Regions from separate parts of the Mus musculus genome. Here all the other regions are linked to region 2. A link is a loop called in an ENCODE intact Hi-C map of the cell type or tissue named here. Cell type or tissue: gastrocnemius. All regions are shown on one strand. Region 1 has its middle 72 kb from the start of Gm31586. Region 2 holds the start of Lingo1 (leucine rich repeat and Ig domain containing 1). Region 3 has its middle 28 kb from the start of Gm31586. Region 4 has its middle 63 kb from the start of Gm31642.

What was found. A loop is a pair of places that touch in the nucleus more often than their neighbours do. Peaks named below come from ENCODE experiments on the same cell type or tissue, not always from the same donor. Only the 100,000 strongest peaks of a DNase experiment are listed, where the experiment ranks them.
Region 1: a loop joins it to region 2, with 2.8 times the contacts of the local background. A loop is called at or near these places in 11 of 42 quality-filtered maps.
Region 3: a loop joins it to region 2, with 4 times the contacts of the local background. A loop is called at or near these places in 4 of 42 quality-filtered maps.
Region 4: it touches region 2 in a loop (2.4-fold over the local background); 11 of 42 quality-filtered maps call a loop at or near these places.

The regions. Positions count from the first base shown.
Region 1 is chr9:56,721,111-56,729,110 of GRCm38, reverse strand. It overlaps a transcript of Lingo1 not described here. Among named protein-coding and RNA genes, the nearest start is that of Gm31586, 72 kb to the left of the region's middle. In gastrocnemius, a CTCF peak has its summit at 3,097 (motif pointing left); DNase peaks (open chromatin) are centred at 1,190, 3,096, 3,488, 6,452 and 1 more place.
Region 2 is chr9:56,633,217-56,641,216 of GRCm38, reverse strand. It overlaps Lingo1 (leucine rich repeat and Ig domain containing 1), which reads left to right and starts at 5,569. Exons shown (of 2, transcript NM_001311076.1): 1 at 5,569-6,142. The coding sequence starts at 6,137. In gastrocnemius, CTCF peaks have their summits at 2,774, 4,746 (motif pointing left) and 7,205; DNase peaks (open chromatin) are centred at 5,982, 6,674, 7,169, 7,580 and 6 more places; H3K4me3 peaks cover 2,496 bases; H3K27ac peaks cover 668 bases.
Region 3 is chr9:56,820,592-56,828,591 of GRCm38, reverse strand. No RefSeq gene overlaps it. Among named protein-coding and RNA genes, the nearest start is that of Gm31586, 28 kb to the right of the region's middle. In gastrocnemius, a CTCF peak has its summit at 3,491 (motif pointing right); a DNase peak (open chromatin) is centred at 3,494; H3K4me3 peaks cover 511 bases.
Region 4 is chr9:56,709,632-56,717,631 of GRCm38, reverse strand. It overlaps a transcript of Lingo1 not described here. Among named protein-coding and RNA genes, the nearest start is that of Gm31642, 63 kb to the right of the region's middle. In gastrocnemius, CTCF peaks have their summits at 4,477 and 5,331; DNase peaks (open chromatin) are centred at 793 and 1,349; H3K4me3 peaks cover 540 bases; H3K27ac peaks cover 3,285 bases.

The sequences.
Region 1 (8,000 bases), 88 kb before region 2:
ACCAAGCAAGCATGGAGCTGTGTCTTGAAAGGTGCACAGGGTTTAACGAGGTCTACACAGAGAGCACGTGGGCCTTGGGTGCTAAGTAGATTGTGGATCTGGTCTCTTTCTGCTGGCCGAGAACACCAGATGAGGGACCCCATTTAGTAGCATGCTCCCCATAACATCCTTGCTCCTTTCCGGCCTGGTAGTCTCATTGTCCTTTGGCTCTCACTAGAAGGACACTTTCTACGGAAGGCCTTCCTTGATCGCTGCCATACCCTGGGGGCTCCCTGGCCTTTCCCGTAAAGCTCTTTCCAATATGTTCTCTACCTGTATGACCACTGACAGATGATTGCCTCTGTCACCAGGCTTTATAAGGTTCTTTAGGTCAGGAGACTCAGGGTTTGGTGGTCTCAGCCTCCAGCCTAGTGCTTGGCACAGAGTAGATGCTCACTAAACAGCTATGTGAAACTGAGTAGGACACCAAGCAAAAAGAGGTAGGACTGAGAGCTGCCCAGTGAGGTGTGCACGGTGCCCGGGTGCAGTGAGCCAGGCTCCTTTGTGTCATTAGGCAGCTCTTTAAAGAGCTGTTTGCAGGAACAAAAGCCACACAGCTGCCAGAACCCCAGTGGGTGGTTGGCCTGCTGAAGAGCAATGGACTGAGCCAACTTGTCACACACACACCCCAGGCAGGCTGGTGACCCTGGGGAGTGGAGCCAGCCATGAGCTGGGGGCTGTGGGAAGCAGGACCATTGGTGGGCCCAGTCCTGACCTCACCAAAATTATGTTTCAAACCTGCAAGAGAAAGGGGATATTTTTAACCTTGTTCCATGAAGGCATCCCAGGGGAGCAGGGAGGGAAAGGAGGCAGAAGCCAGGTTGGGGGAGGGGCCTAGAGCAGGGCTGGGGGCTTTCAGAGAGCCCCTGAGAACAGTGTTTCCCCCTTTGTCCCCAACCCTGTTAAATTTTTTAAAAGCTCCAAACAGCAAGAGGGACAGTGGAGTTCATTATATCGAGTTATCTCCTCCGTTTCAGGCGAAGATCAATCTTATGAGTCTTGCAGCTCCAAGGGGGAAGGGAAGAGAAGGAAAATGGGAGGCGAAGGAAAAAAACTCCCTGGACCAATTTCCGCTGGCTAACACGATTACCCGGCTGCCTGGCAGCAGCGCCAGCTGTTGGCAGGCATGCTGGCCCCCTGCCAGCCTCTCTCAGCTGCTGGCTGCCCCAGGGCTCCCTCCCGAGTGGGGTGGGTTGGCAGGTGTGAAAGCCCCACGTGCCCCTTGGTTGGGGCTGCTGAGCGTGGCATCCCAGAGATGCTGCAAGCCCCACTGGTACCTGTCAGTCCCCCACTGTCACAGAACAGCCTGTGCTCGGGGTCCTGCCCTGATGAGGGTGCCTTCCTGCTTCCCACGGGAGACTTTTCCTTCAGAGAGTTAAGTCGCTGATAGCTGGCTCCACTAATTTATTTATTCACTCAACAAACAAGTTTCTGAGGATTCACTTGGCAGCACACAGTTCACACAGAAGTTCAGAGGCGAACAAGGTATCTGTGGTCTGCATTGAGAAAGAGACAGACAAGGGACAGGGACACACATACCCAAGCAGGGCAAGGACAGGTGCAATATAAATGCTGTGAAGGTGTGAAGGTGAGTGGTTAGTATGCCCAGGCACTATACTTGCGGGCTGAGGGGAGGGAGGAGCTTTGCACCAGGAGTAAGATGTCTACAGCCTGAGGCTAGCCCACCTAACAATGGCCAGAGGCCACAGTGATTGGAAGGGGGTTCTGAGAGTGGGGCAAGCCCTGAAGGCGTTATGATGGGTTGCTGATACAGGCAGCCGCAGCATGTCCTGAGTCTGCCGTGGGCTTTGAATTGTTGTCCATAAGAGTTGCCCAATTCCAGCAGGGTGAGAGCAGAGTGGGACAGAGTGGGAGCTGAGTCCTCAGGGACTGGATGTGTTTTAGGAACAATGTCAGTGGCTGGTGATGGTTTGGGTGTGGGTGTGGGGTAAAGAGGAGTCAAGATGGAGGGAGATGTACTTTAGGGTTAAAAATGAAGTTCTGTGTTGGACGGGGCTTCTAGGAGGGCAATGACAAATCGGCTTCTAGTTCTGTAGCTGTGCTCAGGAGACCGGGGCTAGCACGAGGGAGCCAGAGGCAACTGTGTCAAAATCCCAGACCCGAGAAAACCAACCAAGGAGTGAGGGGTCAGGAGAGGGAAGAGGGCCTGTGAACACTGACCTCTGATGTTTGGAGTGAGAGTGACCAGAGGAGAGTAGTCCTGGGAGGCCAGAGATAAGTGTCTACATGTGGGAGAAGCCATCAGCTCATCGGATACCGTCCAAATCTTGCGGACCAGGGCATAGAGCATGACCATTGGTCTGACCAAACGGCTTTCTGAACATCTGTTATGATCATCTTGTGGAGTGGAGGGGATCGGAGCCTGGCTCCCGAGAGCGCTTCGATATACTAGTCAGGACGGCACTGAAGACAGAAAGAGCTGAGAGCTGAGCATCTTTTCCCTCCCTCCCTCCCTCCCTCCCTCCCTCCCTCCCTCCCTCCCTCCCTTCCTCCCTCCCTCTTTTCCTCCAGCTAACACTTCCTGCCATGATACTGTGCTAGACTGGACCTTGGGCTTAATCTCTCTGATTCTTAGGCTTTTGATTTTTTTTTTTCTTTCTGCAAAAAGGAGATGTCACCTCAGATGCCACTAGATCTCAGTGACTAAGACTCTCCCTGTGTAGCCAGGGCTGTTCTGGAACTCACTGTATAGACCAGGCTGGCCTTGAACTCACAGAGATCTACCTGCCTCTTCCTCCCAAGTGCTGGGATTAAAGACGTGAACCTGGCTGGAACTAATCTTGAGTAAAAGCTGTCATGGGGAATTAAATAACATGTCAGCCAAAATACGTGTTTGGAGGGCATTTGGCAACAATTAGAAAAATCTGGAGTGGGTATATGCTTTGACCTACTCTTAGGGAATGTGCCTAATGAAGTGCATTACACAAGGAAGCAGAATTCCCACCACCCAGTAGGTAATGTTTGAAACAGAGTTGGAACCCTCCAGGCAAACTTCTTTGGGGCTCCTAGTCATCTGGAGAGGGTGTGCCCCCTTGTGGAGGAGCACAGTATAGCTCGTATGGCACTTCCAGGCTCCAGACTCTGGGTGCTCTCTAACTAGGAGCCCTTGGGCAGCTCACCATTCAACACCCCGGTATCCTCAAGAGCAGTGGTTCTCAATCTTCTTAATGCTGCAACCCTTTAATACAGTTCCTTATGTTGCAGTGACTCTCAACCATAAAATTACTTTCATTGCTACTTCATAACTGTAATTTTGCTACTGTTAAGAATCATAATGTAAATATCTGATATTCACATGTCTGGTATGCAACCTCCAAAGGGCTTGCAGTGTACAGGTTGAGAACCCACTGCTCCAGAGAATGATGGGCTGAGTGTCCCCATGTCAATGAGGACCAGTGGGGTTAACACATGGCTCTCTTGGCCTGCCATCTGGTGTACACGTAGGCACTCAGTGAGCACAAGCAACAGTTGGTACTCTGTGAGGACATTTGTGGAAGAACACAGGATCCGGTGCACCCTGTGTAGACCCTGCATATGCACCTCTCTACAGGTTCACGTGGACCCCAGAGGGCACTCAGTACCTCTGAGAAGTGGCCTGGAACAGGAATTTGTCTATTGTACTTAAATAATAAAACAATACTATGCAGTGATAGAAATTTAGATTTTTGTTGTTGTTGTTTGAAGCAGGATTTCTTTCTCTGTGTAGCTTTGGATGTCTTGGAACTCACTCTGTAGACCAGGCTGGCCTCGAACTCAGATCTGCCTGTCTCTGCCTCCTGAGTGCTGGGATTAAAGGTGTGCATCACCTGTGTTTGGAAATTTAAATTTTTACCTCCTCTTGGAAGTCTTCTAGGACTGCACCAGCCCAGAGCTCTCAACTGTCAAATCTGTGTTTGGAAAGCAACCCCATCTCACCCCCATGGCTGCTATGAGCGTGTGTGTGTGTGTGTGTGTGTGTGTGTGTGTGTGTGTGCACCCTCAGGCTATGAACTTCTTGAGATCAGACTATATATTTTGCAGGTTAGATAAAGGTTCAAATCCAAAAGTTTTCAAAATAGGACCCTGAATGGCAGTACCATTTCCCAGGGGGTCCTGCTTGAAATGCAGTCTCAAGCCCACCCAGGACCCATTGCTCAGAAACTGAGGGTGGCAGTAAGCTGTGTTTGCCCCCTGGTGATGGATGTACCTGCTGGTAACTACTGATTGAGGGATAAAGGGCCATCCCAGAGTCACAGGGTGAGCCAGTGACATAGGTGAATTGGGCTGGGTCAGGGTACCAGGCATATGTGGGTCTTGATTCTCCATTCTTCTCAGTTCTCCTGGGCCCTGCTGGACCATGGCCCACATCTGGCCTTGCAAGTGACTGTGAGGCCCAGCCCTTTGTGTCCAGCCACCAGACAACTGTTCTTGCTCCTGTGTATAGTCAGGGTGGGGTATTAGGGTACAGTGGGATGCGGTGGTCTGCTTCACATATCTCAGAGCACATGCGGAGCCTGGGCTGGCCAAAGCAAGCCCTAGATCTCAGTCACCAGCTGCTCTGACCTGACTCTGGTTTCACTCTGTGAAACAGGCTGGGCATCTTTGGGCAGCCTCTCCTGCCCCTGGGGCAGAGGAAGTCTAGACTGAGCAGAGGCTTGGATGAGGCTGACTACAGGACACGTCTGTCTGGATGTCTGCTCACCTCCTCCCTGCTGTTTCTCTGCAGGAGTCCTGCTGGCGAGCTGTGAGCCTGGAGTGAGGCCCCAGAGAGGTGAGCAGTGTGGTTCCTTTCCTTCTTCCATCTCCTGGAGGCTGCCTTTGCTTCTGCAGCCGTGTGGGTCTGCTAAGGGTTTCCTGAATTAATGGACAAGGCTTAGGGATCAGCATGGGGGCAAGAAGGTGTCTCATAGTCTACTAAGGCCAAGGTTATGGGCATTCAGGGCCCTTCGGAGCAGTCAGGGCACCAGCCAGTAGTGAGGCTTACCTACGCATTTCAGGAGAGCAAAGCTGTGGGCCCCTAGGTGAGGTAAATCAGGTGAGGAAGTTGGGGCTGGGGGTTACTTGGTAAGTCAGACACTGGGTTTCTAGGGTGTCTTGTGCTGAGATCACCCTGAGGACCCCGTTCTTCCCATGAGCACTGCTGGCCTGGGGTGAGGCACAGCCTCCAGATTCAGGGCAGACACTTTGCGGGGGGCCTCTGTCCTGATGCCCAAGACACTCCTGCAGACTTGGGGATTTTAATTTCCTATCATCGCCTGAATGTGGCTGCTGAGTCAGCTTCACCTCCACAAACTAAACCAGCAGGAGAGACTATGGAGTATGGCACTGGTGCAGTGAGCCTCCCCCGAGCCTGGCAGGGGGGTGAGTGAGGTCATGAGCTGAGGGTCAGGTTCACTCCTCTCTGTGTGGTACCCTTTCCTTCATTTTCTGATAGGTCAAAGGGCGCTTCTGAAAATTAATCCTTCTGGACATTACTTTGTGTAGAGAAGACGGTGCACACAGTTGGTGCTCAATAAACGGTAAAGCGCACACACCAGGTGCTAAGCAACAGAGGTGTGAGAAGAGAGGGAGGACCTGAGGGTCAGGGGAAGCTCAGCACTCCATAGCTGAGCCCTCTGCCAGGGCCTATTGCTCCAGAGCAGAGAGTTGCCCTGTAGCAACATCCCAGGCTGCCTACCTGGAGGAGGGGCAGTAATTGCTCCTGATTTGCATGCTCAATCACCTCTTTTTAAGTCTTCAAGAAACCTTTCCAGACTTTAATTAGCTCGTTCGTCTTAGCAACAGCAGTCTTGGGAAGGAGCAGTTTGTTCCCTTCTTAGAGCTGGGGGAGCCAAGACTGGGAAGGGATGGAACCCAGTAGTGAAATAGACTGTGGTCTGGGTCCCCACTCCTAGACCCATGGTGTGTGTGGGAGTTGGACTATCACATCCTAAAGAAAGTGTGTGGGACCAGGAGGCCACAGTCAGCCAGCACTTCTGACCTTCATGGATGTGACCTGCTCGTCTCTCCTCTGCGTTTGGACCCTGCCAGACATCCAGCTGCAGCGTGCCTCCTCAGATAGGCCATCTTGCAATCACTGCCTTTGGTGTCCCTTCCTAGGGTGGCAGCACAGCCTCAGCCCTGCTTAGCTGGGTGTGAGCTCAAGCTATCGGCACTCGTCCCAGGTGGGGCTGATGGTGGTCACTATGGGGAGGAATAGAAATGGGCAGGGTGGTGATCTGGGGAGCCCGCAGATGTGTGGGATTCAGAAGTGTGGATGTTGTGTGGGTCCAGGGAGCAGGGGAGAGATGGCCTCAAGTCTACAGGGCTGTCAGCATTGCTGGATATGCTTCTGAGCAATTAGTGGGCCGGCCCTGGGAGACCTCTACGATAGAGAAGACTGCCTGTTGGACAGCGCCCAAGTGAGCATGTGTGTGAGCATGTGTGTGAGCATGGGCTGAGGAAGGCCTGGGAAGAGGTGCTGAGAAAATCCAGGAGTGCTCCCATTAGCATCAGCTAGGGCAGTGGAGAAGGGTGGGGCATGTGGGGGCATGGCTTCCTTTGCAGTCAAGGCTGGGCATGAGTTGTACCAGCCTTGGACAGTGCTCTGCCTTGAGCAAAGCCATACAGATTCCACAGGTGGACACCTGTCTGTGGGAACCAGTGTTTGGTATAGGCAGCTGAGGCCAGGAGGCTTAGAGAAAGGGCGTTTGGCAGGTGGGGTTGCTGGCACTCCTGACCGTATCCTTGCTGCATGGCTCTTCTGGCCCGACTCTGTGTGGGACTGAGCTACTGGCCGAGGTAGAGTACATTCCTGCTCCAACAGGAACAGAGCAGCGGAGGAGTTGTCGGGCCAGTGCTAGCAACATTTTTAGCTTTGAAAGCTTATTCTGCGTCTGCTTCAAATGTGGCTTTCCGTTTTTATTTTCACCTCAGTTCCCCTGTCCCAGCAGGGAGACCCCATTGTCCTTTCCTGCCTGGCCTTCAGTCTCAGGCTTTTCCAAGGTCCAGGGGGGTGGAGGAGCATCCTACACAGCCCAGAGGGAGCACTTGGGCTCTGGGCCTGGCTTCATACTGTCACTTGGAAGCTGTGTGACCTGGGGTGTATTTCCCAGCGTTTCTGTGCATCAAGGCCAGTTCAGGGAGAAATGAGTGCTAGAGGAGTCCTCACACTGGGTCCTATGGTTTAGGAGGGGAGGGTGACAAGGCCTTCCTCTTGATGTCAGCTGTGGGGAAGCTTCCCGGAGCACTGCTGAGCAAGAGGGACACTGTGTGAGAGGACTACTTCTTTCAGAGACAGATGTCCTCAGCCAACAAGGCAGAGGTGACATAAAAGAGGTAGAGTCTGGAGACAAGATGAACAGACTCCCCTTCCTTGGTACAGAGAGGCATCCCCGGAGGGGATGGGGTGGGACTGAGAGACCTGACCCACGAAGGAGAGAGTTGGAGTCATTTGTTCTTCATGCGGTAGGGACTTCCCTTCACAGCGGAGGTCATATGGGAAAGGGGTTGACCTCAGAGGCAAAGAGCATTGAAGCCATGTAGGGCCTGTGCTTTAGGGCTCTGGGAACAAATGCACTTCTCACATCTGACTTTAGTTGTCCAAGATATGTTCCTGCATGGGTTTGGATGGACCTCTGTGTGTGTGTGTATGTGCATGTATTTGTGTGTGTGCATGTATTTGTGTATGTGTGTGCATGTATTTGTGTGTGTATATGTGTGTGTATGCATGTGTGTATGTGTGTGTATTTGCATGTATGTGTATGTGTGTGTATTTGTATGTGTATGTGTATATGTATGTGTATATGTATGTATGTGTATGTGTGTGTATGCATGTGTGTATGTGTGTGTATTTGTATGTGTATGTGTATATGTATGTGTATGTGTATATGTATGTATGTGTATGTGTGTGTGTATGCATGTGTGTATGTGTGTGTATGTGTGTATGTATGTATGTGTATGTATGTATGTGTATGTATGTA
Region 2 (8,000 bases):
CAGCCTAGCTGCTGTGTAGTTCCTCACCCGTTGGCAGGAGGCACTTTGCCTGCATTAGCCCGTGCCCTGACCCATGGCGAGAGCAAGGAATGGTGGCACACATGTAACAGGCAGAGCATACATTAGTCAGGCGCTGCTTTGTAAAAAACCACACCTGCAGTAGCTTAGAACAAATAAATATGACCTCATAGATTGCTCGGGGAGGGAATACAAGTGAGGTAGACCTGGCATCTCTGAGTCAGGGTCTCTTGGGCACTCCAGTCAAGGTATCCAGAGAGCTGTGATCTTCCCAAGGCTCTACTCGGGGAACATTGCTCCTTTCTGAGTGAGCTTCTCACCAGAGCTGCTAGTGATACGGCAATGGATTCACTCATATAGGCAAACCACCATGGACAAAGAGCATCCAAGATGGAAGCTGTACCGTTTTTATAATCTTATATCCCAAGTGACATCCTGTCCCTTCGCCATATTCTACTCCTCAGAAATGAGTCAGGGAGTGGACATGTTGCTCAGGGTTAGAGCTCTTGTCTGGCCTGTGTGAATCCCTGGGACAACAGGAGGGGAGGGAGCAGGAGTCAGTTGGTCCATCTGCACTCAGGGGAGGGTTGGGATAACACAGTGAGAGTCTGTAGGGTAGAAGTAGTCACTGGGAGTCATCTTAGGTCTGCCTAAGGGCTGGGCAGCTGAAGCTTGGGAACTGAAGTGACCTGTCCAGGGTCACATAACAATTAGAGAGAGTATCAGAACTAGAACAGGAGGCTGTTCGGGTGCCTCTGAATCTACTACACTGCCTTTGACCTCAGATAATAACAGGTTCTGAGCTAAGTTAATAGACAAGTCTCCAGCACATCGGAACTCAAGATGAGTGCTTAATGAATGGATTTGCTAACAGTGCTGCCTGTTTGCACGCATTAGCTCAAATTTCTCCTCATGTCTCCATGGGGACTGCCAAGCCCAGGCCCTTAGGAGCAGCTGTTCTGCCAAGCACAGAGCCCAGGGTCCCAAAGAGCTGCAGAGTGGCCCCTCTATACAAATAACTATTTAGATTTGCATTTTATGTTTTGCTCCCAATTTAACCTTTTTCTCCCCAGTGAAGAAAACATTTCTCTGGCTCCTCCCATTCCAGGGTAACTCAAGGTTAGGAGCATCCTTGGGTCTTTCCTTAGGGGCTTTGGAGTGGGCAGGGACTCACTGATTGACTTCAGACAGAGTTCTTGTTTTTCAGGCCCCAGGGATGGCACAGGCGGCCTTCCAACCCTGCCAAGGCTTCTGCTGAAGTCTCAGAGCCTCCCAGCCTCGCCTCGGTGCTTAGCACCCCCAGAGGGCTACTGACTGCTCTGGTCCAGCTATGGCACCACAACCTCAGCCCTGAGTGAAGCTGTGACCACAAGGTCTCACAGCCTGGCCACAGGGCTACTTCCAAAAGCAGGGACTTTTCACCCAGCTCCTTCAGGTCCCCACTCCTTTTTCTGCTTCACAACTGCACCATCATGGGACTCTGACCTATGGATTAACTGCCAGGTCCCAATCCACTTTCCTCCAGCCTGAATCCCTAGGACTTCATTATGCTACGGACTCCGTAACACTGACATAAAGTGCTGCAGAGCATGGGGTAGTCTGGGGCCTCTGTTGTAGCTCCTGGGTATACAATGCCCCTGATTATAGAACTCAGCTTTCTAGGAGCATAGTATTTTCCTCTAAGGAACTCAGGAGCCTTACCCCAGTGTCCTCAAAGTCTAGGCAGAGCTAAAGAGTCCTGAGGCCTCAGCATCTGAGGGAACTTTGGCCCAGAGAGGGGTAGTTCCCTTAAAGGTCACACAGCAATGTAATAGTTAGCTTGTGACATAAAACAGAACATGAGGTTCACCTGAGCACCCAGCTCTAAAGGCCTTGAGTGTGGGCACTGCCTCTTCACCCCCTATTCCATGCCTACTGCTTCTCACCCAGCTTCCGCCGACTCCTAGCTCCTCAGCTCCGTTTTTCTTGCTAATTAGAGGTCTCAGCAATGACTCTGCTGTCCCAGCCATTTTAGAGCCGTCATTAATTTCAAGTGCCTTCAGAAATAACCATCATCGTAAAACCCTATGAGCTGCTGGGATGCAAGCAGGCAGGACCAGCAGACACAGACACGGAGGCAGGCTTGTGTGTGCCACCCTCTCCAGTCTGTGCCTCAGGGGATCCCTGTTCCTGCTAGGGCCCTGCCTGCCTGCTGAAACCTCAGCCCCAAGGGTGAGAGAGCAACAGAGCTGGGACGGCACAGTGAACACTCACAACCGAAGCCCCGCCTGGCCTCTCTCAAGCAGGATAACGTGGGCAATGCAGCAATCCATCCAAGCATCGACTCTCTCGTTGATATGACAGGATCTACAAGCTCAATCCTTCTTTGTTTCATTGCTTTTATTTTATTTCATTTTGAGACAGATGTCTTGGGGACTTGCAGCAACCCCACCCCCACACCCCACTGCCTCAGTTTCCTGGACTCTGGGAACACAGGTGTGAGCCACCACAGCTGGCGGCTGTGCCAGTCATGAGAGGAAGGAAAGCAGAGCTCAGAGCCCTTGCAGGCTGGTTGATGTGTTTTAGAAGGCAGTCCTCTCCTCCGCCTGCCCTGGAAAGCTTACTCCAGCCCCTGCTCTGTGGCCTGAATTCAGGCTACAGAAGACTGGTTCCTTGAAACCATTGGCTCCTACTTTGTTAGCTCTTTCCTAGTTGTACATGGGAGACCAGGATGTCCTCCGTGCCCATTCGCTCTTGGGAGCTCCTAGTGGATGGACAGAGAACAACACAGGGGCCTTGCTTAAGGCCATTAAGTCTGGGGAGGGAGGCAGGCACAGAAGAGATGGATATTCATTTGTTCTTGAAACACAATTACTACCTAGGAGGTAGACCAACAAAAGCCTGGAGGTGTCCGTGAACATCCCTTGGCTGTAGTTCTGTTTCTAGCAAAGTCCCCAAACTAGACCATCCTGATGCTTCACAGGCGGCCCTAGGACCTGTGAGAGCACTGGTGAGGGCCACCCCACCAGTCATCTGGCTAAGGAAAGGATCCAGTGTTAGCCTCCTCCCTTCGTGGTCAGAATGATAAGGTCAGGGACCAGGCCCCAGCAGAGCCCTTACAAAGGCTTCTTCGGGTATAGTGCCCTACCCGTCCCAAGTCTCCCTTTCCCATTGCTTCCTCTGGTGGAATAAGATGGAGAATCTGAGAGGGGTCATTTCTTCAGGATACATAGAGAAAGAACAATTGCTGGACTACCACACAATGGAGGAGTAAGGCTTCAAGGTAGCAGTGATGTCTCCTCCATCGTCCCAGGACACCGAGAGAAGATGGGTAGATGGGCACCGCAAGATCCCAGCCTAGCACACCAGCTTCCTCATCTAGCAGCTGGAGACTGAGGGTGGGGGCGATGGACTCTCCCCCATTTCCCCGACCAGATCACTGAGGCAGGGAGCAGGTGAGTCGGGGGCGGAGATCTGCGGTGGCCGCGCCTTGCCTGCGTCAGTCGCCGCACCAGGAATAGCCCCCGCCCCCGCCCCCGCCCCCGCCCCGCATCGGGTCTGGCAGAGCCTTTACGCAGGAGCTAGGGAGCGTCTATTCCTGTCGGGCTGTGGGAGGAGGCGGCGAGGGAGGGCGGGAGCTCACCAGTAACTCACAAACAGCCGGGGTGGGGGAGCTGGGGAGACTGGGAAGGGGGTGCAAGGATCACGGAATCGGGGGACCCAAGAGCCGCCTGCGCTAGGCTCTGGAAGGGAGGAGACTCGTGTGGCCGCCCCACCTCCCCTCCTACCAGTAAGTCCCTCTGCCAAGCCTGCCTCCCACTGGTTTACTCAGCCCTGGAAAGCCATTCAAATTCCCTTTCCACGGTTTACAAGCTGTGTGACCGTGGCCAAGTCACGTAACCTTTCCGAGCCTGGGGTTCCTGCTCTTTATTTTCAGGGGAGTAGTAGTGCCTCTTCCTGAGGTTGTTGGAAGAAGAATGTAAGATGCAAGGAGCATCACTGACACCTGCAGGGAAAGGGCTCTAGGTAGGCCTGAGATATGGACATAGACAGAAGGCAGGAATGTCCCAAGCAGTGGTGTGCCAGTGAGGCTGAGAGGTATCCAAGATCGGTTTCGCTGGAACAGGTTTGTGCAACTCTTTGGACTATGTGTGTAAGGCTGGTCTGTGGAAATCAAGACAGTGCTGGGGGTGGGAACTTGAAGCTGGCCTCTCCAAGCCAGCCAGGTATCTCCGAAATGTCAGTCTGGTTCCTTGGAAGGAGAACGAGGTACTGGGAACGGGATCCTTGCCCACCCCAGAAAGACAGGCCTTGCGCTGGTCTCTTCCTGCCCTGCTCAGCTTCCTTCTTTGCCTGCCTACAAACTATCGGGAGTGCTGAGGTGCTAATGGGGAGAAGGGAACTCTGCCTTGTGGTGTCTTCATTGATGGTTATTCTAATCAATCTGGCATGGTTTTAAGGGGCATCTGGCTTCAAGCAGATGGAAAGAGGTGCAGTAGATAGATGAGGTCCCAACGGGTTGCCTGCCTACACCGCAGCCCTTGCCAGGCCACCCTGCCAGGCTAGTCTCTGATCTGTGGCCCAAGAAGAGTTTGGGTCTCTATGTAAAGGTCTTGTTCTGTGGAGCCATCTGAAGATGTGGTACCCACCAAACTCAGTATTTATTTTAGGGAGTTAGATGGTAAATAGCTAAGCCCAGACCGAGGATCTATACTGCCCTCTGCTGGTCACTTGGTAGAGTGCCACCGTCCGGAGCCTGGCAGATAGGCCTGCTGCCCTCTGCTGGACAGGAAACCCGACGGGGAGGGGACTGGGATGCTAAAGCAGATTCTAGACCTGGCCTCCCGGTAGACCCACTTAGCCAGCTCGGCTTCCACATCCCCTTCCTGTGCTTCCCGGCGGCCGGCCTCACCCTAAGATCCCTAGGAAGCAATGGTGGTGGTGGTGTGGTGTGGTGTGGTGTATGTGTGTGTGTGTGTGTGTGTGTGTGGTGGGGGGTGTCCTGGACATTTCGAGAGGAGGGGTCAAGACCTGACCCTCCTCAAGCTGTCCTCTAAACAACCGTGATCAGGTTGGGGGGTGTGGGGGCTGTCTGTCCACGTGCGTGTGTCGGTCCACACGGCAGTGTGCAGTGACCCCAGTTAACACGTGTGAACACACGCGCTCACATGCACACGCATGTGGCCAGAGACAATCAAACGCGAATGGGTGCACGCACTCTGGGAAGACCGCGGGCTGGGCTGGCTTAAGACTTGCTGGAGCCTGGGACCCAGAGGGGCGCTGCGTGGTGCAGGGCGGGAGCGCGGGGGCGCCGGCCCGGGAGCGTTCTTCGTCTGCGCCCCGCTGCCACTCTCGCTGCGCCCTGGGCGCTGGGCAGCTGCTGGGGCGCTCCTCCATCTTCGTCCGGTTCTCTGAAAGAAGGACCCCCACCCAGGTTTTGCGGCCGCGCCTTCTCTCTCCTCCCCCGCCCGGCTCCAGAGCTCGCTCACTAGCTCCCTCCCTCCCTCCCTCTGTCCCTCCTCCCTCCCTGGCTCGCTGCTCGCTCCTCTCGCTCCCTCCCCACGCCGCGGCAGAGCGCGGAGCCCGAGCGGGAGCCGGCGCGGGAGCCGGAGCGGGCGGCAGCTCAGGAGGCGGCCGGACCTGGACCCGTCCCGGTCCCGGAGCGCGCGGAGTCCCCACCCGCGCCGCTCGGGCCCCTCTCCCGACGCGGGGCTCAGAGCAGCATGCGCGGCAGCTGCCCACCGGTCCCAGCCCTGGCCCCGGCCCCGCTGCAGAGAACGCCCGGCCTCGACCCCGGCCCCAGCGGTAGAGGCGGTGGCGGCCGCTCCCGGCCGGCCCAAGGGACAGAGCCAGGCTCCGGGAGCCCGCAACACTCGTCCTGAGAGCCCCGGCTCCTCAGCCCGCTACGGCCAGGGCCTCGGCCTCCGCCCCCGACTCCCGAGCTCCTGCCCTAGAGTCGACTGGGCTCCCGCCCGCGTGGGACAGACAGACGGACAGCCAGCCCTGCGAGGGCGCGCGGACCGGGCGGAGGTGTTGTAGGAGGAGACCGAGGAGGGGGGCTGGGCTGGGGCTGGGGCCGCGCCGGCAAGAGAGACATGCGATTGGTGACCAAGCCGAGCGGACGGACAGCGCGCCCGAGATGCAGGTGAGCCCCTCCGTCTTGGCCGAGCCCGAGTCGGCAGCCCTGCGGCGAGCTGGGAGCTGGAAGCTGCTGTCGGCCCAGGCTTCACCCTCATGGGGCTATGTAGGGCACCTTGTACCGCCCAGACCCCCTTTGGGGTCGCAGGCCTGACCCTCAAGTTTCAAATGATTTTCCCATTTCCGTTCCGCTGGTCCTAACAGATCCCTGGTTGGCAAGCTGGGACCCGTGGTCAAGGAGAGATCCCTACCATTCCTTTCCATTCCTGCCCTGGTGCCCCCTAAATCATCCTCCCATTCTGGGCAGTGGTCACCCAAGAGGATATGTTCTCTCAGCTCTGGGTGAGTCCCTTTCGGTGGACCAGAGACCACTCCCCAGCCCTGGCTAATACCCTTAAGCTTGAGGACACAGCTAGCAAACAGTTTCTCCCCAGGCTCTAGGATTGCCCCTCTCTCCACAGGAACCTTGTCAGCCTCTTTCTGGCTCCTTTCTCGCTCCGCCTGGATGAAAGGGAGGTGGAGGGCGGAAGAAAAGGGAGGGGGGAGTCCAGTTGAGGAAGACCCAGGAACCTTCGGGGCTCCCCTTTGTCTTCGTTCAGCCGGGCTTCTCACCTCCTCCTGCCCCACTTTTCATTCCTAGGGAAATGGGTGGGAAGTGGGAGCCTGCTGAGAAGGGGGGAGGTGAGGAAGGAGCCTCCTGTGTGTGTCCCCCCAAACGCACCCTATTCGGGTGGGTTTTGGGCTTCCTGCCCTCTAAGACACCCAGATGTTTCTTTCTGGGCGGGTCCCACTTTGAGAAGGGGAGGGGCCAGGCAGGTAGGCAGTCCCCTGGGTCTCTTATTGCTGGGGTCCCTGACCAGCCCCTGACCAGCTCTTGTTGTGGCGGCACCTCCCCTTTGTTCTCAAATGCCCTGTGGTGGGTGGTGTGGCGACTGGGGCACATGGAAGATGGGAACAGCTATGCCCTGGTGGGTGGGAGTGCAAGAGGCCTGCGGTGGGGGCAAGACCATCTGGGCCAGCCCCTTTCTGCCAGCCCAGCCTTTCCTCAGTCTTTGGCTGGGCTTGGACAGCCAGAGGGCGCCCAGCTCTCCTGGTTCCGGGCTCTGGGCTCAGCCCTGATGGCCATTATGCCAACGACTTTAGCACAGGCATCGGTGCCAGGGGAGTTCGAGGGCACCAAGCCGGCAGAGAGCCTGGGGTTTCCCTGACCTCACAGACTACTAGTGAGGGGCGGGGGATGTTCCACTGCTCCTGGCCTTTTGTCCTTGTGTGGGCCAAGAGGGGTGCAGAGTCCTCAGCCACTGGAAGGATGTTGGCACCTGGTTTGCTGGGAGGCGAGACAGGGGTGGGGGGTGATAGAAAGGAGAAGCAAAGAGAGCATCAGAGCCACACTGAAGGTGCCAGGGAAAAGGCACGTGGTCTCAGAAGGCCCGAGGGCAACACCCAATTGCCTCAGTCAAAGAAGGGCAGGACCCCCACACCTGGTACAGCTCTTGGCTCTGTACCCCTTCCCCATCCCTAGCTGAAGTGTGTATGAGATGGCCTTGGGTAGGGCTCCATCAAGACCCTGATGCTCCCTAGACCTGGAGCAAGTGAGGGTTAGGAAGCAGCTTTTACCAGATGGGTGTGTGCCTCACGCTGAGTTTTGATGCTTTGTGAGTGGAGGGATCCTGCAAGACTGAGAAGAATGTAGAGAGCTGTCTATCTGTCACGATCCTCTTTGATCCTCGGGTGTCATCTTTCTTTTCCATCTGTCTCTAAACATTCATTCCTTACACTAGATAATTGTTTGTTTGGTTTTTTTTATTTTTGAACCCAAAATTCTAGAGGACCAATGCCCTCTTCCTCCCAGAATGAGCTGTTGC
Region 3 (8,000 bases), 190 kb before region 2:
TTTTTTTTTTTTCTTTTTTCTCTTTCCTTTATTCTAAATGGATCCGGCTGTTGTGAATCTCTTTTTTGGAAACTTCACTTTGATTTCATCATTCAAACTGTGGGTTTGGAGCTACTCAGAGCTTTCTGAGAGTTTGGCACAGCTCCTGCCTCAGGATTCAGGCCGCTTACCCAGGCAGCCCAGCCTCTTAGCAGCGGAGGCCATTTCACAAACCCACTACTCCCCCCAGCCAGCCAGCTAATGAGCAAAGACAGGACAGCACTCCTGCGAGCTGCCGCTGCTTCTTGAACCTCTTGTCTTTCAACAGGAAGCAGGGCCATTGTGCCGTGGAGGACAGCACATCACGCATCAGGCTTTGGGGATGAAACATACATTGTGCCGCGTACTGCAGATAGGAAGAATAATGCATTCATTTGCAGAGCACACGTTCATTTAGTTCCTTTTATGTGCCCAGCTCTGTTAGACTCTGACCACAAAGAGACATTACCTGCCCTTGAGAAGTTCACAGTCTAGTTAGGGACATGGCACATTAGTAGACATGTCATGGTGCTGGCTAATACTTGAGATGATTGAGTGCGTAAACGTCATAGTGATTTTGGAAATACAGATGGGTTTCGTCGTAGAGACATCCAGGTCCCCCTCTTCCCTCCCTTTCTCCTTCCTTCCCTCCCTCCATCCTTTTTCTCTCCTGGATGTGATTTTACTTATATGGATTCAACATCCTCTGCACTGGAAAATAACACAAGTTTAGACCTTGATTGGTGGATTTTCATTTTTACAGCTTGTAAAGTTGCTAAGCTAATACCTATGCCTTAACTTCTAGTTGAGTAATTTTAAAATGTCCTTAGAGAGATGAAGTGGTTACAGCTATCCCAATGTCTGTGATTTCTTCCAATTTCTTTTTAAAAAATACTTATTTATTTTATGTATATGAATACACTGTAGCTGTCTTCAGACACACCAGAAGAGGGCATCAGATCTCATTACAGATGGTTGTGAGTCTCCATGTGGATGCTGGGAATTGAATTCAGGACCTCTGGAAGAGCAGTCAGTGCTCTTAACCACTGAGCCATCTCTCCAGCCCTTCTTCCAACTTATCTGCCCCATCCACTACCCTTTCTCTCCATGGTTGCTCATGGACCAGACTATCACTGTAGTCTCTTGGAGGTTAACATGAAGCTTGACCCTAATGTTAGAGCCAGGCCCCTCCTGCTTTGAAGGCCTGGCTTGCCTTCAGATCTAAACTGCAGGGGAAATCACCCAAATTCTATTTCTGTTCAGCAATGCACTTGTTGTTGCTATTTTAATTAAGAATATAAGTATTCCTGTAGGCCGGGGATGACTGGGGGACCTGTTTTGTGATGACTTAGCCTGCCCTGTCTGGCCTCACTTCCACAGACGTATTGTCTGTAGCCACAAGTTGAGTAATTTGCTGCAGGCAGCTCAGGAGATGTGGATGGCCGGAGGAAGGTGGCTCTAACTCTTGTGTTGGAACATGGTTGAGTGGTACCACGGAGAGGCTAGGGTCTTGGTGCAGGCTTACCTCAGCAGAATCTTGAAGAATCAGAGGTGTCAGACAGGACATGGTGCTGTTGAGGCCAAGAGTCTTCTGCAGTGGCCATGACAAGGGTCAGTGCAGAGGACGAGATGTGGTGGTAGGGACATTACTCACGTGTCTTCGTCTTCTCATATCCTACAGACATGGCTTCCTGAAACCAGGGAATGATGGTCAGGGCTTTGGGTGGCAGGTAACAGGTTTTTGAAGAAATCACATACATGCCCATATATGCATGTATATTTGATACTTATGTATGCATGTATCTGTACCTACTGGTTATCCATTCTAAATTATACAATCTGGTGGCATGAAGGACACGAGGCTGCCCTTAAAGACTTACAGTTTAGTGTAGGACCCAGCACATTCTGAGCTAATTTATGGTACGGTTCAACACATAAGCTGTGCAGGTAACATTCTTCCCCATACCTGAAATGTTCTCATCATTCCGAACAGAAAAGCTGCACTCATTAAACAGTGAGATCCCAGCTCCTTCCTCCAGCCCCTGGACACCTCTCTTCTGCTTTTTGTGAAATTTTCTATTGTAGTGATTATGCAACATGTATTTGCGTGTGTGTGTGTCTGATTTATTTCATTTGGTATAATGATTTTGAGTTTCATCTATATTACATGAATCAGAATGTCCTCGCTGTACAGAGATGAATAACATTATCGATAGAATTTTTACTTTTTTTCTGGAAGCACTGGGTTGCTGGGCAGAGTTTTCTATGGGGAACCACAGAGGGGCACCTGCTGCATAGGATGCCCTCTGTCTCTTCACGGGGGCATGGGGACAAGGTGGATCCCTCAAGAGTTGTGGAAAGGATGTTATCATACCTGGCGCTGTCTCTCCTCATCTTCCCCGCCTCCTTTGAAGCCACTCAGGTAATTTCTGTGTTCTGTGTGTCTGCCACTGAACACCAAGCCTGCTGTTTCTTGGGCCTTTGGCTAGTATGGACTATATGTGAGCCTTCTGGGATTGCAGGCTCTTTTTGTCTCTCCTCTGCACCAGCCCCCTGAGGGTGGGTGGTGGCTGAGGCCTCAGAGGATGCTGGACTGGGGGAAAAAGGAGATCAGGTTTCTCCCGCCCCTGCTGCTGCCTGCCAGGCTGCCTCACCCCTTTGGCCCCCCTGGCAAGTTTCATCTATGAAGCTGGGGTTGAAGGAGACAGAACAAGCCCCAGGGGTGCCAATAACAGGGTTATAATCCAGCGGGATGAGACTGAGCTCTCTGGAGCCTCATAGCGTTTTTCCAGGCCCGGCCACTTTATTACCGTAGTGCTGAGTGATGGGGCTCAGGGGAGCTGTGGCTCCAGAAGCCGCACCCGCCACGCTCGCGGCTCCCGATTGATCAAGCTGCAATTGGGCAGAGCGAATTCATGCAGCTTCCTGCCATCCTCTGTTCTGTTCCCGGCTCCTCTCCCCTCCTCCTCAGGCTTCCCCTTTGGGCAGCGGGGATTTGGTCCCCATGGCTCTAGGGTGTGTATGCGTGCGTGTGCGCGGTGCACAGCCTGGGACCTCGGGCAGCAGGCTGGTCCTTTCTAAGCCTCCACTGGCTTTTCAGAGCAGATGGGTGTTGGACTAGTCGTATTCTGTCGCTTTGACTGCTTTACGGATTTTTTGGGTTAAGATAGGGTTTTACACATCAGGGTGCCTTTGAACTACGTGTGTAGCCAACAATGACCTTGTGTCATCTCCTGAATGTTTGCCTTCACTTACCAAGTGACATAAGACAACACACACACACACACACACACACACACACACACACACACACACACACACACAGAGAGAGAGAGAGAGAGAGAGAGAGAGAGAGAGAGAGAGAGAGAGAGACGCCTGCTTCAGAGTCAATTGCACTTTGCAGAATTTGGGTGAACAGAGGCTACGGTAACATGCAAATCTCCACCAGAGGGCACCCCCTTTTCCTTTCTGGAGAAAGATTTGTCCCGGGCCTGGTGAGTAAGGGACCTACTCCCTCTAAAGCTGTGCTTCTGGGGAAATCAAATGCCAAAAAGTGGCTCAGTAAAAGGGTTCAGCCCACCCAGTGACAGATGGGATAGTGCAGGCCTGTAGAGAACCCAGAGCCATATCTAGCTTTGCTCTAAGGAACTCACAGAAAGCTGTCAGGAGTCTGTGTGCTCTGCAAGCTCCCTGGGGGAAGGACATTTCACAGATGAGGAAGTTTACCAGGCTAGGGGGTTTTATAGGCTCAATATTGGTCCAAGTCACTCTCAAGAGCAGTTGTCAATGATTTACTTTCTTCCCAAGCAGATGAAAATACTAACTAAAGGACACAAGGCCTGGCATTAAGCAGCCACAAAGATAAACAGTGATTTCCTTAACAAGACCCACTCCCGCACCCCATATACCATCGTGAATACTTTCTGTCTGGTCCTATAAGAAAGCCCTCCTGCTGTCTACCTCATACAGCAGGTGTGATGAAGCAGGCTCTGGCAGTCCCTGCTCCTACTTCTCAGGGTAGGTAGGGGCTAGGCACTGTTCCCTGGGGCCCTGTGAGTTGTATGCATAAGCTTGGTCTGAATTGTCTGAGCCAGGAGACTTCAAGGCAAGATCCTTAGCAGTTCTCCCAGGAGAGGTGGGGAGATGTAGGGAATGATGGAGTGAGGGGAAGAGGGGGAGGCAAGAGCCTGCACATCGCTGACCCTCAGAGATGGCCCTGTCCTCTTCCCACGGCATTGATGGGTGAGAGGATCACCCTGAGATGAAAGTCTTAAAAGTCATTTGACACAGATTGCTTCTCCCACGCAGTGTTCAGACATTCATGTGGGGCTGACAAGATGGCCCAGTTGGTAAAGGAAGCAGCTCTCAAGTCTGACAGCCTAAAGTTGATCCTTGGAAACCACGTGTCGGAAGAAGAGAAGTGGCTTGCTTGGGTTGTCTCTGATCTCTATGTGTGCACACAGCACCCACCCCTGCCCTCTCCTTTTCCCCCTCTCTACCATCCAAATAAGTAAATACACATAAAAAAATATCATGCCTACATTTAAACCAGGCAGAGCGAGTGGTACATTCCAGAACTTAGAAGGTAGAGAGAGATAGGAGAATCCGCAGCTAAAGGCTAGCCTTGGCTACACAACGAGTTTGAAGGAACCTCAGCTATATGACCCCTTGTCCTAAAAGAATCAACCAGTCAACCGTCAGTCAGAACTTATCACCAGACCTCCCAAGGAAAGATCAGACTGCTCAAACAAATAATCACTTTTCAGATAGACAAGGTCAAAATGAAAAATTTATAGTGTACAAAGAAATAGCTTCTGCATGGCTGATGTGAGAAGCATAATCGGCCAACGCCTGCACCTCAGGTGTGTGTTTTCTGCTTCTTACTAATAACATATTGGATGTTTTCTTTCTTCTTGGTAACTTGGGCCTGATACTTTGTTCTTTAATTGTAGTGTGCGTGTGCGTGTGCGTGTGGTGCGTGTGTGTGTGTGTGTGTGTGTGTGTGTGAGTGTGCCACAGGACTTCTATGGAGGTCAGAGATAGCAGAGGGAGTTTCTTCTTTTCCTTCCGCTGTGTAGGTCCTGGGAGTCGAGCTCAGTTTGTCGGGCTCACTGGCTTTATTTTGTTCTCTTCCTCCCTTTTTCAGTTAGATAAGTACTTTCCCTGTGCTTCTTTCTGTACTCTACAAACCCACTCATTTCCAGATTGCTTTAGTTGTGCGTCGAATGCTGCATATTATATTCATAATCTTTTGTGGTTACTATATCTTTTTTTTGCCAAAAATTTTATTGTTGTGAAATAAACCTAATATAAAATTTATCCTTTGACTCCTTTTAGATGCACAGCTCAGTGGCATGTACGCTCGATGCTCCGAGCTACTGCTACTGTCTGTTCCATGTTTCTTCCTCTTGTAAAAAACACAACTTTTTCCACTAAGCAGTGACTCTCCATTTCTCGTCTCTCTTTGATCTCGGCAATCACCGTTCTATGTACTTTAGGGAGAATTATTTTTTTAAGTTTCATTTATTGGTGTGTGTGTGTGTGTGGGGGGTTTCATGGTGCACATGTGTGTTCCTGGGCTTGTACTCGGGTTGCCAAAGTTACAAAGCAAATAGTGTTGCCTGATGCTGATCTTACAGGGCCCTACTCACTGTCTTCAAGTACTTCACACAGAAGCAGAATCTTAGCATGTTGATCTCTGTAAAGTGCCTTATAGAACTTGGCACATGTCCTCAGTGTTCAGGATGCTGCATTTGCTGTCAGGCTTTTTTTTTTTTTCTCCCTGAGGGGCTAGAAATACATCCAAGGGCCTTGTGCATGCTCTGTAAGCACACTACTGGAGTTGTACTCCACTCCACAAACCCTTAAAGGTTCCTCCCTCCTTCCCCCTCCCTCCCTGTTTTAGTCAGGGTTTCTACTCCTGCACAAACATCATGACCAAGAAGCAAGTTGGGGAGGAAAGGGTTTATTCAGTTTACACTTCCACATTGCTGTTCATCACCAAAGGAAGTCAGGACTGGAACTCAAGCAGGTCAGGAAGCAGGAGCTGATGCAGAGGCCATGGAGGGGTGCTACTTACTGGCTTGATTATACCCCTGGCTTGCTCAGCTTGCTTTTTTTTTTTTTTTTAGAACTCAAGACTACCAGCCCAGAGATGGCACCACCCACAATGGGCCCTCCCCACCTCTATCACTAATTGAGAAAATGCTGGATCTCATGGAGGCATTTCCTCAAGGGAGGCTCCTTTCTCTGTGATAAGACCAGCTTGTGTCAAGTTGCCACACAAAACCAGCCAATAAACTTCCTTTCCTTTTTACACAAATTCTTACTCTGTAGTCCTGGTTGACCTGGGACTCACTGTTTAGATTAGGCTGGTCTTGAATTTAGAGATCTGTCTGCCTCTGCACCCTGAGTGATGGGACTAAGGGTGCCCCATCATGCCAGGCTGTTTTCTTTCTCTTTAAAAATCTGTGTAACAGTCTGCCACGTGATTTCATTGGCTTATCTATTCTGCTGATGGGTATTTGGGGGCTCTCTTGTTTTATCTATTTCAGATAGTGTGGAGGTGAACATCGGAGCATAGATGTCTCTCAAGAGCCTATCTTAAATTCTTTTGAGAACACAGGATTGTTGGATCTCACTGTTACCTGAATTCTAACTTTTCCAGGAATTTCTGCCCGTTCCCACTATGACTAGACCACTTCACAGTCTCTTCAGTAGGGGATTTCGTTCAAGATGTAAAATACAGTCTCAATATAATTAAAAGGGTAGATAGCCCACAGAGCATACTCTATCACCACGACAGCATGAACTTAGAAGTCAATCATTAGAGGAAAATGGGAAATTTCACAGATTTGTATACGTTTAAGCATGATCTGGAGCAACCAGTGGCTCAAAGAAGAAATCACAGGGGATTTGAAAAATATCTAGAGATAAATGGAGATGAAAACAGACATACTAAAGCTTATGGGATATCACAAATGCAACGCTAAAGAGAAATTTCCAGGAACAGACACCTACATCCAATCATAAGATAGAGGGACTGGGGATGAGGCTCAGTGGATTGCTTGCCTGCCATCAAAGAGGCTCTGGGTTCAGTCCCCAACATCACGTAGACTAGCTATCCTGTTGCAGCTCTGTAATCCTGGTACTTGAGAGGCAGCGGCAGGAGGATCAGAAACTCAAGGCCATCCTTGGCTACATAGTGAGTTCAAGGCTAACCTGGGCTACCTGAGACTGTGTCTTAAGAAGAGAAATACAGAGAGCTCTTAAACCAACAACTTAACTTTCAACTCCAGGAACTAGAAAAGGAACAAACAAACCCCCAGCGGAACAGAGGAAGGAAATGGTACCAATCAGAGTAGAGAGGTCAGAGAGCAGGAAACAGCAAAGAGCATCCCCGAGACGAAGGCCAGATCTCGGAAATAAAATACCACCGACAAAACCTTCACTCAGGGCTTCTCAGCCTTCCTCATGCTGTGGCGACTCCTAACCACAAGATTATTTTTGTTGCTACTTCATAACTGTAATTTTGCTAGTTATAAATCATAATGTAAATATCTGTGTTTTCTGAGGGTCTTAGGTGACCCTTGTGAGAGGGTTGACTCCCAAAGGGGTCTTGACCCACAAGCTGATAATTATTGCTTTAACTAGATGAGAGAAAGAGAGAGTCAAATTACTAAAAATCAGAAATAGAAGCAGATAGACCAGGCATGGTGGCACATGCCTTTATTCCCAGTACTTGGGAGGCAGAGGCAGGCGGATCTCTGAGTTCCAGGTCTACAGGGTGAGTTCCAGGGCAGCCAGAACTATGTAGAGATCCTGTCACAGAAAAAGACAAAATGGAAGGAAGGAAGGAAGGAAGGAAGGAAGGAAGGAAGGACGGAAGGAGAGAGGGAGGGAGGGAGGGAGGGAGGGAGGGAGGGAGGGAGGGGAGAGGGAGGGGAAAGGGAGGGAGGAAGGAAGGAAGGAAGGAAGGAAGG
Region 4 (8,000 bases), 76 kb before region 2:
GTGTGTGTGTGTGTGTTACATCCAACTCTCGGTGTCTTTCTCTATCACTCTCTATTGTTTCAGACAGGCCCTCTCACTGACTTGGAGTTCGCCATCTTGTCCAGTCTGGCTGACCAGGAGTTCCCTGGCATCCACCTGTCTCTGTGACCACTCCTAGTGCTGGAGTAACAGTCATGTGCCACCACACCCACATGGGTGCAGGCAATCCAAACTTGGGTCCTCACGCTTCTGCAGTGATCACTTTACCCGTTAAGCTGTGTCGCCACAGATTTAGTAATACTCACACCCATTGTATGCCGATTTGTATTTGTGAGGACTCCCAAGCACACTTGTGACACAAAGATAGGCAGTCTGTAGTAGAGAACAGAGAAAAATGGAGACATCAGAGCATGGGCTCACGAAGTAGGATGTTGGCTCCAGTTCTTGGTGGCCAGAGTGAAACTGGGAAACGGGAGTTGTGAGTTTGTGCTGCCTGCAGCAGAAGAGCAGCAGAGTGACCCTAAGGACAGGCTTCCTAGGATGGAGGACCCCTGGGGACAGTAACCTGACGGGTGACTGCCAGGCCCTGCTCTCCTGACCACCCTGACAGCTGGACCTGTGGAGTCAAAGATGGAGGGACAGGACCCTGGAGTCCTTGGTTGGAGCTGGGCAGAGGCTTAAGTGGTGCTTTGCCATCTAGTCATTGGCACTCGGCCCTGGGGAGGCAGGGTACGGTGCGCAGGCACCCTCTGGGTTCTGGCTTGCTCTAGGGAGGAGGAAGTTCTTTCTGCATAGGGCATTCTGCTGCCCCAGGCAGAGACCATCTGGCCAGAGGTGTGGATGGGCCTCAGCTCCCAGTTCCCTTGCCTCTGACTCTGTCTTGCCTACCTAGCTGGGTTTGGCCATCTGTAGCTTGGACCCAAGCCAGTGTTCCTCCTTCCCACTCTTCATCAAGAACCTCTGCATTCACAACCTGGGTCTGGCCTCCAGGCTCACACCAGAGCTGGCTCAGCCCTCTCTGTGCCCCTTCCAGCTCCACAGGTGCTCAGAGGCTGGGTGAGCCAGTTTTACTGCCCTACTGGTACTGAGTCCCTCAAAGGTTAGTGGATCTCCACACTTCTGTCCAGTGTCACCTGGGCTCTCTCTCTCTCTCTCTCTCTCTCTCTCTCTCTCTCTCTCTCTCTCTCTCTCTCTTTCTGTGTGTGTGTATTAAAGCTTTTTGAGGAAAGAGAGGCAAAGAGGATGGACCATCAGTATCATAGTGGGTGGGCTCCCAGTATTAGGAATGCCTTCCACACACTTCACACTTGGCCAAGCCCAGACCTCACAACAGCCCTGCAAAGTAGGACAGCAATGGCATAGCGACAGTAATAACAGAAGCTTCCAAGCTCCTGCTGTGTGCCAGGTGCTGTTCTGAGCATCTCACAGATATTTATTGGTTTAATCCTCACCACACCCCATGAGCTGCTATTACAGAAGCACAGAGAGGTTAAGTAACGTACCTGAAGTTAAACCATCTGTACGGGGCAGACTAAGGGATTAATCAAATAGTTTGGACTCAGTGAAAAGGTACAGGGCCCACTTCTTATGATGTCCTGGTCGTTTTTGTAACTGACTTATCTCCTGTAGCTCAGGAGAAGCACAGTACCACCAAGGTCCCTCCATTGTGCTGTATAACATGATTTTCTTCCTTTTTGAAAGATGAATACTATTCCACCCTATGGGCACACCCTGCTGCCTCTCTGCTCGACAGCTAATACACTGCTCTCTCGTCTTGGCCACTGAGGAACAGTGCTGAAGAAACTGGGTGGCAAATGTCTCCGACACATCCTCTCTTAGTTCTCTGGGATATCTAACCAGAGGTGGATTGCTGGTTCTTTAGATAACTCTATCCTACATTTTTGAAGGCACACCCCCTCTGCTACTCCCCAGCTGCCTGTACTGATTTATATCCTACTAACAATGTGTAAAATTTGAATTTCACCACGTCCTTGCCAGCTCTTGGCTAGTATGCGCCTCTTCTATCACTACTATTTTTTGGGACAGAGTTCCTCTGTGGAGTTCTGGTTGCCTTGGAATTTGCATTGTAGACCAGACTGGCCTGGAACTCACAGAGATCCACCTGCCTCTGCCTCTTGAGTGCTGGGATTAAAGGTGTGTGCCACCATGTCCAGTGGGTCCTTCACTACTTAAAAAGATGCTATTTGTTATTATATGTGCGTGCCTGTGTGTGTGCGTGCCTGTGCGTGCCTGTGCGTGCCTGTGTGTGTGTGTGTGTGTGTGTGTGTAGTCATGGGCACACGTTGAATGGTGCTTGTGTTGTGGTCAGAGGACAACTCTGTAGAATCAATGCCCTCTGTTCCCTTTCATGTAATCCCCAGGGTGGGACTCAGCTTGCCAGGCTAGCAAAACAAGAACCTTCTGGGTCACCTGGCTAGCCTGTCACCACTTCCTTTGTTTCTTTGGGTTTATTTGTTTGATTTCAGAATGAGAAGTCCTCATGTGGCATAGGCTGGCCTTGAACTTGCCATGTTGTGGAAGATGGACTGAACTGATCCTCCTGCTTCCCACGATTGTGCTCACAGCTGTGGCCAGCCACACCCCCAACAACCACCTCACAAACCCCATCTGGCTCTTTTCTTCCTTCTTTGAGTAGCAGCTTTAGTGTCATGAGCAGCTTATGACCAAATCCAACCCATAAACCTCGTTCTGCTGTCTTCTGGGAGTTCTGTCATTGCTGGCTGGGTGTTTAGGGTTTTTTTTTTTTTAAGCCATTTTCAGTGACTGAAAGGGCTTGCTCATTCTTTTATACAATGTCTGAAAGCATCTCAGTCCCTTCCTGAGGACAGGCCATGTCACTTCCTCCTTCCCAGACTAGACAGTGCTCACAGCCCACCAGGATGGTATGGGCAATGCAAATATCTACTGCCATGGGTGTGGTCAGGATCTCTATGACAAAGAAAAGGCCTCAGGAGTTTTTATGCAAGACCAGCAACCCAGAATCAGCTGGACATTTGGAATTAATGCTTCAGTGAGCACTTTTGGGCTCTGGCTGAAGTCACTTGTCAGTGAAGAGTCCCACATGTACCATTGAGAGATGGCTAGCTTTCCTCTTGGTGCTCAGCCAAGTCTTGAAAACCAAAGTGAAGTTTGTAGTTAGAAGAATAGTCTGAGCTGGGCAGTAGTGGCACACACCTTTAATCTCAACACTCGGGTGGCAGAGGTAGGCAGTTCTCTATGAGTTCTAGGCCAGCTTGGTCTATAGAGGAGTTTCAGGATAACCAGAGTTACAAAGGGAAACCCTGTCTCAGAAAGAAGGAAGAGGAGGAAGAAGAGGAGGAAGAGGGGATGGAGGTGGTACTGAGGCTCAAAGTCTCAGGGTGGGGTTGGGGCAGATAGATGACCACTGGCATTCCCTAGCTGTGATGTGCTGGGCCTGCTGGGTTTGATACTCTGGGACCATTTTCCATGATCAGGAATTTTTTAAGCCAGCTGTTCAACACAGAAGTCCACACTGCTTTGGATCCTGGATTCCACAGCTCTGGCAGGCACAGGTTTGTCTCTGCTGGGGCAACCTGAGAATCGGGTGCTGAGGCTACCTGAGAATCGGGGTTCACAGGCTGTGCCTATCACTTTCTGTGTGACCAGGGCAGGTCTATCCTCGCCATGGGCTTCAGTTTCCCTATCTGTAAAATGAGCATCATTCTCTTATAATTTGGGAAGTGTAGGGTTAAACATGATGGTGTACTTAGATCTGTGCTAGGAGAAAGATGGGGAACCTGGCACCCCCAAAGTGTACAAGCTTCTGTTCTGCCTGGGTTCTGTGACAGGAGCTGCTGGAGTTCACTGGGCCTCTGGATGGGCCACACTTAAGTCAGCTCTGGACATTCTGGAGCGGCCCAAAGTCACAAGGATGTGGTTGCGCATTGATCCCTTTGCCATGATAGTCCATATAATCAGGGTGGTCTGTAGGAAGGCCCCTAAGAGACCTGGCCCCCAGCTGGACTCTGCAGGAATGGACCACAGTGGATCATCCACTATCAACCTAACATCTGCCAATCAGGAGACTGTGGCATCTCGGAGGCCTGCTAGTTGCACTGTGGTAGGAGACAAAAGTTCACTCACAGGACAGTCACTTTGTCAAATGGGGTTCTGGTTAAAGGGAGAACTTGGGAAAATCTCTTCGTAGTTAGGGATGCCCACCCTCAGGGACAGTATGCGCTTGCCTCATTGGGTTTACAGTGGCCTATGCTGACCTCATCTCTTCTTTATAACTGAAGAAGCTGAGTGCAGAAGGAAGGCACCCTTAGGCTAATCCTGGACTCTGATTTTCCCATCAAAATTACAGGGACCAGACAGACACATTTGAGGAAATGTTCTGGATATGAATTATGCCTTCTGCTAAGGAGGCTGGAGGATGAGTGGAGCAGAGAAGGCCAGGTTCATTGGCTAGCCTCTTGCTCACTTCTGCCACCTGCCTGTCCTCCCTGAATCAAGCCTCTTACACTCCAGACTTCCCAAAGGATACCCCTTTGGTGGGGGGGGCTCAGCAGAGAGACAGCAGCCACGTGTGTGCCCAAGGGTGTTGTCAGAGTTGAATGTCTGTGGAAGCTAGTGGCACTGAGCAAGCACCTGGTGACTGGACAAGAGGACAGGGCCTCCCCTCCCCTCTCTGCTCCTGTTCAGGGCATCGAGTGGGAGAAACCCTGGACAGCTGGGTTTTGTGCCCACTATATATAGCCCGGCTCAGACACGCACAGCGGCTATTTCTGTGTTCCTCCTCCTACTGAGGCAGGGGGAGGGGAGAGAAAGTAGTCCATCTAAAAATATAACCGGGAAAAATATCACAGCGCTGAGCCGCACCCGAGATCTGTCTCCTTCTCTCGCCTCCGCCCCCGCGCCCTTACTTACCTCACTTCTGCCTTGAGGGTGCCATCAGGCTGTGGCTCCTCCTTACCCTGTCGCAGCCTCCTGGTGCCCAGGGGGTGGGGCTGGAGCTGGAAACACTGAAGTCTAGGCTTCTATAGGGAGCCACAGGTTCTGACACTAGTCTTTTCTGGTCCCTTAGGATGCACAGAGACACAGTCTGCTGGCTGTGGCCTCAGAGGGCAGGGGTCAGGACTCTGCCCTAAGCCTCAGTTCCAACATAGGGATGAAAAGTGAGCCTTATACCAGATAAATGAGGATGAGGGTGTAGCAACGGGCCAAGCACAGTAAAGTATACTGGACCCAGCCCCCGTGTCATGCTACCCTGGTATTCCCCATCTTCATCCTGCTCACGGAATTCTGCCCTCCCTGGGAACATCTCCATGACAGGGCAAGTCAGCAAAGCCCAAGTCTGTCCTCTAGTGCCCAGAAGTGCAGTGCCCACTGTGACTTTCAGTAGACATCAACAGTTGTTAGGGAGTCACAGTTGCCCAGAAAGGTAGGAGAGTGAGGTTACCTGAGCTGCCTCAGGCTGCACCCTGCTGTGTGGCAGTATTGGGTCTCTAACCTCCTCAGGGAGGCTCAGAGAGGGAAACAATGTCTCCTGGATCACACAGCTGAAGTGGAAGGTCAAGAAAACAGGCTGCATCCCCTCCCCCATAAACCCCAAGCCCCCAGTGGGCAGGCATGGGGCACCTCACCTCATCTGTGGTTTTCCCTTCTCCGGATGTGGGAGCCTCTGTTGGGTCTGGGAAAGCTCCCCCAGAGAACACCCCTCCTCCTGTAATCACAGCATTGCTGTCCTGGGAGGCTGCACTGAGCCTCGTGTACCCTGCAGTATTGAGTGCCTTTGAGTGTAGGCTGGAACTCTGTGAGTTTTAGGCCAGCCTAGTCTACATAGTAAATTCCAGGCCAGCCATGGATACATATTGAGATTATAACAAAAACAAAAACAAAAAACAGTAACAACAAAACATTTTTAAAAAATATTTATTTATTTATCTTATGTATATGAGTATACTGTCACTGTCTTTAGACACACCAAAAGAGGGCACCAGATTCCATGACAGATGGTTGTGAGTCACCATGTGGTTGCCCGGAATTGAACTTAGAACCTCTGGAAGAGTAGTCAGTGCTCTTAACCGCTGAGCCGTCTCTCCAGCCCCAGCAAAACAATTTTTATAACATTTAAAAAATCAGATGTCACCCAGGTAATATGTGTTACCTGCTTTGCTACTCAAATGACTACAAGGTAGGAGGTAGCATTCTAAGAGATTTGGTGACTGGTCCTCGGCCACACAGCTGGTAAGTGGCCAACTAAAGATTTGCTCATGGGCCACCAAGCTACAAAGCCAATGATTTGTTATCTTTTCTCTACTAGGCAGGGTATTGCTCTGCCTTCTGTACACCCAGATAGTTGCCCTGAGTGGGCTTGGAGCATACTTTTGTTCCTGGGCCAGTTGACAGCGGAGTGCAGCAGGGTTCATTGTGGCTGTGTGGAGCTAAGGCTGTGCTTGAGGTGGCTGTGCCATGGAGAGTGAGCTGTCTTCTCTGGCCAACGCTGAGCTTTGCGGAGGCATTAACAAGCCATTTAGAAAGCGCTGACAACACACTTTGCAGCCTCCTATTTAAGACGTACTAAAAAATAAGCACCTTTTCAGGGAGGAAGCTGCAGCTCAGCGGGTGAAATATGGTCATGGTGTCACCTGCAAACCTGTTACCCTGAGGCTGGGGGCAGTGGCAGTGGGATCAGAGAGCACCCAGCCTCATCCTTCCCGGGTGGCCTTGGAAGGTGACAGGTGCTTGGTGAGATGAGGGAATCCTCAGCTTCTGTCAGGGGACACGGAGGGAGGTCTGCAGCTTTGGGGGGATTTTGTGGTCGTGGGAGGCAGAGGAAATGAACAGGCTGTAGGCTGTTCATTTACCAAATGGAGAAGCCAAGACCCAGCAGTGAAAATCCAAACTTCCGACTGTCCTAAAAGCAGCCCCAAGCCTGGCCCGAGTCCAAGGGGCCATGGTACAGAAGCCACTCCGGTGTTTGCCTCCTATTCTTAATTCCAGTCCAGACATTCCTGGGACCAGGATAGGCCTGGGTTTAGAACAAGCCAACAACCGGGTGAACAACAGGGAGTGAGCAGAAATACAATCAAACTATCAAAGAAGAAATATTAAACACAAATAACATCATCATCAACAACAAAAGCAACAAAACGAAATTGTCCCCAGCTCTGCACAGAGCTTACAGTTTCATGATCTCAGGGCAAATAAAGTCTGGGCAGAGTTGCAAGGATGTGTCTGCTATCCAGTGGGTGTGGAGGCTTCCCAAGTAGCCAACCCTGACTGAGCCTACAGGGTGAATGTGTGCTGAGGGTAGCAGGTGGTGGCTGAACAAATGTCACAGAGGGGCTAGCATGTGCAAAGGCCCTATGGTAGAAGCTTCTGTGAGACTCTGTAAGGCCAGCATCACTGAGGCAGAGCTCTGTGGGAAGCATGACCCCCCCCCCCCCAAAGGGGGTCGGACTTCCAGGAAGCCCATGAAGGGAGCTAACTGGCCTGGGGAGGGCTGCACACTTGGGTGTGACTGTGGGCAGACTTCTGCTTGTTAGGTGGGGAAATGGATTCAAGTCAAGATTGGCCCTGGGAGGGAGGTAGCTGGGGGTGAGTGTGAGCGTGCAGCAGGACTGGAGGCTTGAACCCACTGGCTTCCTCTGTTCTTAGCATTCTCTCCCTGGCCACAGAGGCAATTCCCTTTGCTGAGGGGTGTGTTCTTCCTTCGCCATGTTGGGAGGCCAGTCAAGGCCAGCATGCAGATCATAGCAGGGAGCTCTTCCTTCAAGGCAGCTGGAGACGCAGCTGGGGACAAGAGTACGAGGTGGAGCAGGTCACTCTGTGTCATCTCTGTGATGTCTAACCCAGGGAGGAGCCATTGCCCAGAGGGGAAGGGGGAGAGAAGAAAATAGCAGGCTTTCCTTAATTATGACTGATTGTGACAGCTTGCATCTTTAGTCTGAAAAGTATCTATGGGATAAGGACTGCTTTTCTCAATCGGGATAATTATGTTAATTAAAATGCTTTCTTTATAGCAGTTCTGATTA